Linked DNA regions of Homo sapiens: region 1 is linked to region 2. Evidence: chromatin contacts called from ENCODE Hi-C or POLR2A ChIA-PET data. All regions are on one chromosome and are shown on one strand. The core of a region is the stretch at or near the end of the contact, and the rest is flanking DNA. Distances in the headings are between cores, read along the strand shown.

Region 1 (5,117 bases), core at 742-3,241, 170 kb after region 2:
CCCCTCCTCCCCACAACCACGGGGTCTTCAGGAGTTCTGGCCATCTCTCCTGACCCTCTGAGGTCCAATTTTCAAGCACTTTTATTCACATTCAAGGTACGAGATTAATAACACCCCCTACCTTAAGGTATATGTTTTGAAAAAGAGGACAATGTCTTAAGCAGAAGATTCAAAGTGAATGAACTTTAATTAAATGTCCAATAAAGAGAGATATAGATATGGATTTTAAGAAAAACTTCTAGGCATCTTAAAATAGGGTAGTCCATTTAATCCCCACATTTAAGCTTCCCTGTAATGGGAAGAAATAAATAAACTGAGAGCTTTGGGGTAGGAAGACAGGGTCGAGGGGTAACCTGGGAGGGGGCTGGGTGACTTGTTGCAAAAGTCAGAAGACCATGAGTCAGGGTGGGATCAGTATAACACTGTCATGAATTCTATCTTGCTGGCTTCTGTGCATGTGCTCCTGCGTGCGCGCGCGCGCGCACACACACACACACACACACACACACACACACACACACACACACGGTACAAATGCCTTTGTGGGAGGTGCTATTACCAACACCAAGTCTAAATCTAAGCCTCTCATTTTGTATTCCCTGCACTGTAAGGGGCAGCCCAAGGGGGCCGGGGTGGAGGGCGGGTGGGAGGCACATCTAGAAGAAGAAGGACAGATTTAAAAGGAAAGATTATTTATGAGGCCATGAAGACGTTCTTCCCAGACTCCTGAGTGCAGGAGTATGACTTATTTATTTTATTTTCGTTTGTAACCAAAACCTTCCCCTGACTCCCATTGGCCCCAGCTGAGAGGGGAGAGAGGGCCGGCCCGTCAGGCGTTGATCACCGGGCCAACGGGAGACAGTGTGGCGTGATGCTGACGCAGCCCACTGACAAGCCAGGGAGGCCCAGGGGAGCAGCTCTGAGCAGAGCAGCCAGAGCCAAGCAGGTAGAGAGCTGACAGCCGGGGAATTGCTAAGAGGCGCCGGGCTGGTGGGGGCAGGATGGTGAAACAGTTGGACTCGAGAGAAGGTGTGATTTGTGATGCACAAACTGTCGTTTACCCACTCCCCTTGGAGTCCTCTCCACGTCCCTCAGCTCCATCAACCTCTCTCCAGTTTAAATTTCCTCTCTCCCTTCCCCCTCCTGCATGCTCACTCCGTGGGTCCCCGCATTTCTATTCAATAATGTTTCTCTCCCTGTCTCCTTTTGGGAGAAGGAAGGGAGCAGATGAACACACATTAATAACATCAAAATGTCACATAAGTGATCAGCTGGAGGGGGCAGTCTCTCTGATGTCCTCAAGGCATCCTATTTAGGAATTGATATCTGCAGAGCCAGAAGAAAGCACAGCTGCTCTGGGGTACAGGCTAGGGAGTTAAGGGGATGGCTGTGTCAGTGTTGGGAATTCGTGCACTTACGGTGCAAAAGCACAAGGTGCATGAATTACCAAAGGCCTCAAGAACTGCCTGGTCCCACTCTCCTCCCTGGAGAGAGGCATCGCTGAGAAAACAGGAGCTTGTGTCTCCAGACTGGAGTTCTCTTTTAAGAAAATGGAAGTTGGGAGGGAAAGGGAGAGAAAAGCTTCAAGCCTATGGATAAGTCCTGAATCCTCCTCAGAATAGTGACCCCCGACATATGCACTGACGTGCCCATTTATTGAGAATCTCAGAATTCTTCGCAAAGGTGTCCCATTTAAGAAAATCCTCCATCCTTTTCAGGCAAAAGCAACAAACAGTAACAGAATAAAACTTTACTCATCAGATGGTGGTTACCAGTCTTTCCCTGCCATTTTTCTGGATGATGTTTAAAACCATGAGACTCCTGCTGGCCTTTCCCTTGTTACTGCACATAACCACATAGCCCTCTTACACTGGATGAAGCACTTTCTCCATAATGTTCACTTCTTTAATGACAGGATAGATGTTGCTGTTCTGACGACTGGAGTATTCAGACTGATGAGAACCACTGGTGATTCTCAGCAGTCCCAACATCACATGCTTCCTGTCCTGATGACCTGTGAGTCACCACTCCACCACCTCCCTATATGGGTGAGAGGTTACATCAGTCCCAGTCTATAGATGGAACAACACAGGCCCAATTGAGCAGATGTGCTTTCATGAGTCTGTCTCATACTATCTATTGCCAGGAAACAGGGTACAGTTGGAGACATATTGTTGCGTCATCTGAAGGCCTCATATTACAAGACACGACTATGAAGCTAGGCTTCACTCTATCACAGGAGTGGGAGCCTCAGACTTTAGCCCCTGGTTCCAATTCTGACACCTGCTTAGTATAGAAATACTTAGGTCCAGGAGTCAGAGGTTTGAGTTCTAGACTTAGAATTACCACTTAGCAATCACTTTCATCATGTCGCTCACCTGCTAAAAATCTTCCTATGGCTCCCTATTGCCCTTAAAATAAAATCCTAACCCCTCATCATGGAATTCAAGATTGTATCATCTGGCTTTTGCCATCTCTCTTACCCCATCTCACACCTCTCTCCCTCTCACTTGCTACTCCCCAGACACATCAGCCTATCTTTCTGTTCCTTTAAGTCACTCAGGCTGGTTCATACTTCATTGTCTTTGTACATGCTGTTCCCTCTGCCTACAATGTCCTAAAAGTGTCTGTAGTCTGCTAATCATTTCACCCTTAACAAATACTGCATTACTCAATAGGGAACACTCTCCCAGAAAAAGGTTTTTTTGGGGGGTTGGGAGGAGAATTTGAAATTTGATATATATTTTTAAAATCCAAGTAGTCATCATGGGGAAAATAAGAATCTGTCATTTGTTCATTAATTCATTCATTTAGCAGATATTTACCAGGCACCTTCTATGTTGGACTTCATTACACAACATGGTACTGTTTCTATTCGAATTACAATACACAAGCAGGGATGGGGAACTATGAGTTTTTAGAGCCTCTAGAAGTTCTAACCTAGCCCTGGCGTCAGCTCATGTGTCACCTCTTCAGAAATGCTTGTCCTGATCACATTATAAATTAGCTCTCCTTGCCTTCCCTCCACTTTCTAACACAAAACCCTGTTGTATAGAATAGAATAATATAATTTACCACTGCCCTAATTTGTTGATTGATGTATTTACTTATGTACCATCTGTCTCCACCAATTCATATTTAAGTTTCATGAAGGCATAACCTTGTCTCTCTTAGTCACCACCAGCACATAGAACAGTGCCTGGCACACAGACAGTGTTTGAAAAATGTCTGCTAAATAAATGAAGTAATGAATGAATGAATGTAGTCTTGGGCTAGTCGCTTAAACTCTCTGGGCCTTAGCTTTTTCATCTCTAAAATATGATCAATAACAACAACAACAAAAATACCTGCCTGAGTCAAAATGTTGGCAAGAGTTTGAAATAAAATATGTATAGACTCAATTTCCTAGAAAACAGAGCCTGAGGCAGGGATCAAGTGCTGGTGCTTTAAGTAGGAGGTACAATCCCTAGGCATTGGGAATGAGGGAAAAGGGAAAGAAAAAAAAACAGAAAGAATGAGAAGAAATAAAACACGGGTGGGCTCCTACATTGACTACTGCTTCGTGTGAAGCCACAAAGGGACACATTGGTCACTTGACAAGAGCATCCATTGGACCACACAGGACATCTTACATGGAGAAACTCTACCCTGAAGCAATGTATCAAGAGAGAACAGAACATTGGTCAATATTCACCCATTGGAGATTTTACCGCCCCACGCTTCCATATTGCCTTATCTTTACCCATGTCTCCCCAGTCTCCCCTGAAATCAACTCCTCTGTCCTTTAGTATGACATTTCACCCAAGCCTGGGAGTGTCTGGAAGAGACAGAGTCTCCAGATTGACCATGAGTGGTGAAACCCTGCAGCCCCACCCAAAACCCTTTGGCTTCAAAAGTGACAGCTACTTCAGAACAAGCAACTTCAGCGCAAGCAGGGGACAGGGAAGGATGAGAGACTCTCAGGCAGATGAGAGAATCCCACGAGGAAGAGAGGATGCATGCGAGATAGATTTGATACAGCATGAGAAAGTGGTTTAGAAACTATAAAGCTGCAAACAATGAAAAGTGATGTTGTTTTATTGGTCTTCTTTGAAATGCAACTGTCTTTCCATCTCATAGTCTCTGCACTTGTATAAGTTTGATGAGCTTTCAACTAGACTGCACAAATGAAGCCTTCCTTGTTTCCACTGTTACTGTTGAAACAGTACCTCTCTGAAACAAGCCACTTCATCTCCTCATAAAAAATCCTTATATCCAAAATAGGATCTCTAAATGGATTCTGTTAAAGTGGGGTTTTTTGCTTGCTGTATTTAGTTTCTATCCTTGAGAGAATGCAGCTAATATGAGCAATCCATATGGAAGATACTTTTCAAGTTACCTCCTTATCTTTTGATTCTCCCTCCATCAGTCTGCTTTTATAACATCAGCTTCCTTGGGGCCATTCTTGTATCGTCTACACAGTGATAAATTTTAACGCACCTCCAACATGTCATTAAATGTTAATAGCACAGAACCCATGTAATGGAAAGAATGAAAAGATTTCCCAGCCTGAAATGCCTCTGTCAGCAATTACATAACTTGTTGACATGTGGCCCCTTCATCAGGTTTATCTACAAATCCAAGACCCATACAATTAGGGGTCAACCTGAATTGGGGTCAACTGGAATTGGGTTCAGCCTGAACTGAGGAGCCACATGTGTTCTGGACTTTGATTGCATTCCAGAGCTCAGCTGAATAAAATGCCAGGCACATAGTAAGATACATACACAAACATAAACATATCATGTATATAATTCATTAAATATGTTACCAAATGAATGACTGTAGTCAGTTTAGAATGGAAATGCAAAAATTAAAAGCAAAAGCACAGGCTCTAGAACCAAAGTGCGTGGGTTCAAATCCCAGGTTTATCATAAACCAGCTAGTGTGACATTAGACAGTTGGCTTGACCTTTTTGTGCCTCTGTTTGTGCCTTGGTTTTTTTCTCCTGTAAAATGGGGATAACAGTCATACCTACCTCACAGGTTTGTTGTGATAATTAAATGACGTCGGTATTATAAGTCTTTTAGCCTAGTAAGAGTGCCTAGCGCACAGTGAACAAGGGATGCAGGTTAGCC
Region 2 (4,903 bases), core at 338-2,837:
TAATGAATGCCTGGGGAGAAAAAGCTCTGCTAAGATAAACAGGTGACACCTGTTTGAACTCTGATGGCCTTTCAGGGCAGGGTCTGTTATCTTGTACTTCTTTCAAATTAATTCAACAGTTATTTACTGAGCTTCCACTTTATATAGGACATTGTGCTGGAGACTTCAAGCGATTCTAGAGCTCAATATCTGCCTACAAGGTGCTCATGGTATCACAGGAAGAGAGGGATAGAAATACATGCAATTCAAGATAACACAGCACATGCGACTAAGCACTAGGCTGAATGAAGTGGTATGGCAACACAGAGAAGGAACCCACTCACTCTCCCTGCAGAGGTCAGTGAAGGCCTTGTGAAGAAGTCACATTTGAAACAGACCTTGGCAAATGAGTGAACTTTTGCCAAGTGGAGAAAGGGAACAATGACATTCTAAAAAGTGCACACAGTGTGAGCAAGGGTGTAGAGAGGTGAAAGCCCCACTGTGTGTCTGGAAAAGGATGAGCAGTCTAGGATTCTGATGAATGGGGTACACATTACGGAGGAGCAAGAAATGCATGCCCTCGGGCCTAAAAAATGTCTTCTATTTTTGGCTGACAATTACATTGGTGGTTTGCTCTGGGTTAAGCTTTGCCAACGCACTTCTAAAAGGCAGTAGCTGTTTCTCTAGATCTTCAGTGATAACTCAGGGAAAGATTAAAGAGCTCAAAAGATATTAGTGAAACCCAGTAGCCGTATTAATGTTGCCCAGTGATATTCCTGAACCTAAATGTCAAAGAAATCATTCAAGGCATTTTCTTTTTCAGACTGATACTCCCAATTTAGAAAACAACACAACAACAAAAACATAACAAATCAAAATGAGGACAAAACCCAAAAAGATGGAAATAAATACTATCAAAAAAAATCTTAGCTAAAATACAATGCCACTGGATTAAGCACAGAATTAAACTCATCTCTGATTTGCCTGGTAGCTGAAGCAAAAAGATCAACAATGAGTTAGGAAATTCTCATCATCAAATAAAAGAAACGTCAGTTCCTCAGAGATCAGTTGATCTTCACACGTAAAGTTTAAAGTAAAAGGAGGAGGAGGAGAAGAAAATGAGGAAGAGGAACAAAAGAAATGACATGAAAAAAAAAAATCCCTCCATTTACCAAAAAAAAAAAAAAGTTAAACTGTTTCTATTTAAAACCCTCAAGTATTTTGTCAGTTGAGGGAACTGAAGGTTCGGAGTCTGGGTATGTTTTTCTGCTTTGTAGCCTCTCTCTGTTGATGTTTTTCTGGCTTTCTAAGCAAAAAGGAAACCTCACCCATTCCTGTAGACATGCATTTATGACCACATTCTCCTGGCCAGTAACCCTCAGTGGCTCGTGGAGGCTCTCTCAAGGGTGGCATGTCAGGCAAATGGATTTGGCTATGGAGCTACTGCTTCTGTGGCTACTACTCAGATTCAACGCAGGCGCCTTCAGCGAGGGCTCCAGGGCAAGGCTCACTCATTAAGGACAAAATGTGCAGGCACATTTGACCTTTGGAAATCCAGCCCTGGTCTGAAGCTTCCAGATTCAAAACAAAAGCTTCAGGGCCGGAAAGAGAGTTAGAGGAGGCACACTTCCTAGCTTGGGGCCCATCCCCCACACATTCCCCCTGTGACTGAGAGGCTCACAAAACCAATAGAGCAGCATTATTAACTCTGCAATATCATAAGAGAGGGCTTCGCTCTCTGCCTTGGTGGAGAGAGAGAGGCCAGGGGAGGGGCAGGCTGGCTCCAGGGGAAAGCATGCTTCATTAGAGTCTTAACTCAAGGGAGGCAACTGCTTGTGTAAGCGCAACAGATGAACGCAATGTAGAGAGGCTCCCATAAAAACCCTGGCCCTGGTCTAGGAGTCGTCACAGCGGGGGGGAGAAAAAAAAAAAAAAGCATAGCTAGACTGAGCAAAGGCTGGGTGGCAGAGAGCTGTCATTTGGCATAGACTTCCAAAATGCCAGCAAGTGAAAAGTCATGTCAAGGGACTAACCTAAGGCAGAAGTTTTAAATGTGTCATACAAATGGGATGCTCCTTCATCTGCAGTCACAAATTTTAAAGCATCCACTGTCAATCATTTTTCACTCTGTTTTCTTGGGTTACCGACAAGTACCCAAATGAACACTTATACATTTTTTCACCAGAACGAAATAATAGCTCTACTTCATGAAAATGACACCACCAACCCTATCCTTGTGTTCCTTCTGATTTGCCTAGGACTCCCACCCAGCTGGGTCACTGTTTCCCTCTCATAGGTCATATGACCCAAGCCAACTGCCTCTATCACCAACTCCCATGATACCCAATGAACACAGGGTGGCTCAGTCTTCCCCTTTCTTTGAAGATCTGTGCTGGTCTTTCGGTCATCCTGCCACTATCCCCAAGCAGCTTCCATATCTGTCATTTCAGGGCAGCAAATCTGCTGACATTAAAAGTAAACCAACTAAGTTTTCAAACACATCTTAGTCCCCAAATCCTTCCTCCAGTCATGCAGATCAAGTAAATGTCTTATCTTTATGAAGTCGTGGTTGGCTTCAGCTTCTCCAATTCTGGCGTTTGATTCTAGATAGAAGGTTAAGTACCCCCTGTTGCACATCAGACTTGCATCAATTCAATCCATTTGCTGTTAAAGAAGCATCACACTTCCCAGAAAGGTTTTTTTCCCCTTTAGCCACATACCAAGCCAGAATCAGACAAATGCAGCCTGAAGTATTTTTAGTTATTATTCACATTTGTCAACAGGGACAGTGACAACTCACCAGTCCGTTCTGGGGCAGAACTTAAGGAATGGAACTCTCGTATCTATATTGTAAAAACGAATTGCCACCACTGATGACCATAACTACCTGCTGCTTACATGTATACAGACTTTGTTAGGAAATACTGTGCAGTAACGTATCATTAAGACCTTACTGGCAGGCTCAGTCAAAATCTCTTATTTGACATGATTTAATATGTAACATGGAAAGACCCAATAACTTTTCCTATTCTTCACTCATTTTTTTCCAATGGAAGAAATACTACAAATACACTAAGAAAGAAGTTGAGAGTTTCTTTTAATGAACCTTTAAACAATAATACATCTATTCAACACTGGCAATATACCTACTATATAAAGTATGACAACTTTTTTGCTTAGCAAGATGAAAATTACAGGTAGATACATGGATGGGAAGTTATCAAACCCAAAAAGAGACTAATCATAAATGAAATACAGGTGTCAGTTGTAAGTGTTCTCAATGTCTGTTCCATTTTAGATTCCTTTTGAGTGGTAACTGTAAACTTTCAGGAAAAGTTTTTGAGAAGAATATTTTTGGGAAGATGAGTAGAAATATTCCTTCATTATGTCAGATGTGACTGTGAATGTCACTAAGGAGTATTCTTTCCTGGCACCCTAATCTTTCCCTTATTTCCCAATCACAATTTAAACTTCTGTGCCTATTTATCTTCCAGGTCCACCTCTAGACTTTAAGTTCCACAAGAGCATGGGCAATGTCAGGTTCACCACTGCATCCTCAGCACCTAGCACAGTGTGGGGCACACAGAAGGACCCCAGGAAAGGAAGAAAGAGATAAGGAATGAGGAAAGGAAGGAGAAGGGTGGAGAAATTAAGTGAATGAACTAAAGAAAGAGAACCAAAAAATCACCAAAGAGAAATAAATTATAGCGATGAAATTGAGCATTCTCTACTTCCTTCTCAAGAGTTGCAATGGTTTATTATGAACGAGTGTGACCATTCTAATGTCTTCATCCCTTGCTGATGGGTGATGGACCCTGCTCCAGCAAGGGCCAGTCAACTGCAGGACTACAAGTAAATAACATTCTGATATAAAGTGACCAACAGGCAAGTGGACAGGTGAATACATAAAGCACAAAGCCCTCTATGCAGCCAGGGTGTTTTTGAGATTCTCCTGTTCTCATCTCTTCATACATATCACCCTTCCTTCCATTGAAGCTACCATGTATATTCCCCACATTCTCTCCATTTTCTCTTGCAGGTTACTTTGGGGGAATTCAAGACACACTAGAATTAAGCATATCTTAGATCACTCCCCTCCCCTGAGGACTCCCAGTCACTTTCTGGCCTATGCTCTTCAAGTACCAAGGCCTGGAACAATATGGATTTGCCCCCTTCCCCTGAGTCAGACCAATATAAAGCTGTCACTGCTGCTTCCCGTCTTGCTTTCTGCACCAGACCCCTTTCCCTTGCTTTATGGGATCCTCCCCTTTACCTCCTCTGGAATATTCCCTTCTCTCAGTCTTCCTTCTCCTTAGGGGACCCTTTCTGTTGTCCTGTGTTTCCCTTGGGGATCTCCACTCCCACAAGTAAGTATCTTCCAGGATATCCTGGAAGTAAGGCTTCTGGACTTCCTTTCTTCCTTTTACTTATTCCTGCTCAAGAGAGAAAGTGGTAGCATTGGAAGAAAAAACAAAAAGAAGAAAAAAAAACCAGAAAAACGGAAGAAAGAGAAAACAGTGCATGGCCCATTTGTCTCTCATCCGGCCTCTTTCCTGGAGGGCTTTACTCTGCCCTCTTCCATGGGGGAAGCAGCTTGGGGCCAGAACATGAATGCCCCACTGATGCCCAGATAGGACAGGTAGGGCACGGACATTCCTGGCAACCTGCTATTCTATGCAACATATACTTTCCCATGGTATAAGTCAGCCCATGGGCTAGAAGGGGTTGGGCACAGGGAAGTATGGGGAAGCTAAATTGAGACTGCACTTGCCAATTGGGTATAAATCCAGTTTCATTAATAATAAAGCTGATATTTGACCTCTGTCTGGTTCCTATACCTATCTTCTCAAATAGGTTAAGAGAGGGGTGAAGTGTGGCAAATTTGTTGCTCCCATTAAAAGAACAGCAATTGTACTGTAATTAT

What was found. Hi-C counts contacts between places; a loop is a spot of excess contacts on that map. ChIA-PET counts read pairs that join two places held with the same protein, here RNA polymerase II (POLR2A). Pooled maps may share reads with other maps.
Region 1: a loop to region 2 is called in a pooled map, with 5 times the contacts of the local background. The contact joins two enhancer-like sites. A Hi-C loop is called at or near these places in 1 of 37 single-sample maps with no recorded cell type and 8 of 50 pooled maps. POLR2A ChIA-PET finds 5 or more read pairs at or near these places in 5 of 52 experiments (T-cell, WTC11, activated B cell and 2 more).

The regions. Positions count from the first base shown.
Region 1 is chr2:207,309,585-207,314,701 of GRCh38, forward strand. No RefSeq gene overlaps it. Among named protein-coding and RNA genes, the nearest start is that of MIR1302-4, 43 kb to the left of the region's middle. RefSeq lists an enhancer at 772-1,521. Within about 2 kb of position 1,992, at least 10 of the 41 ENCODE cell types and tissues checked have a DNase peak (open chromatin) inside an H3K27ac peak, as active enhancers do.
Region 2 is chr2:207,142,269-207,147,171 of GRCh38, forward strand. All of the region lies in intron 1 of KLF7 (KLF transcription factor 7), which reads right to left. Among named protein-coding and RNA genes, the nearest start is that of KLF7, 21 kb to the right of the region's middle. RefSeq lists an enhancer at 14-515. Within about 2 kb of position 1,588, at least 30 of the 41 ENCODE cell types and tissues checked have a DNase peak (open chromatin) inside an H3K27ac peak, as active enhancers do.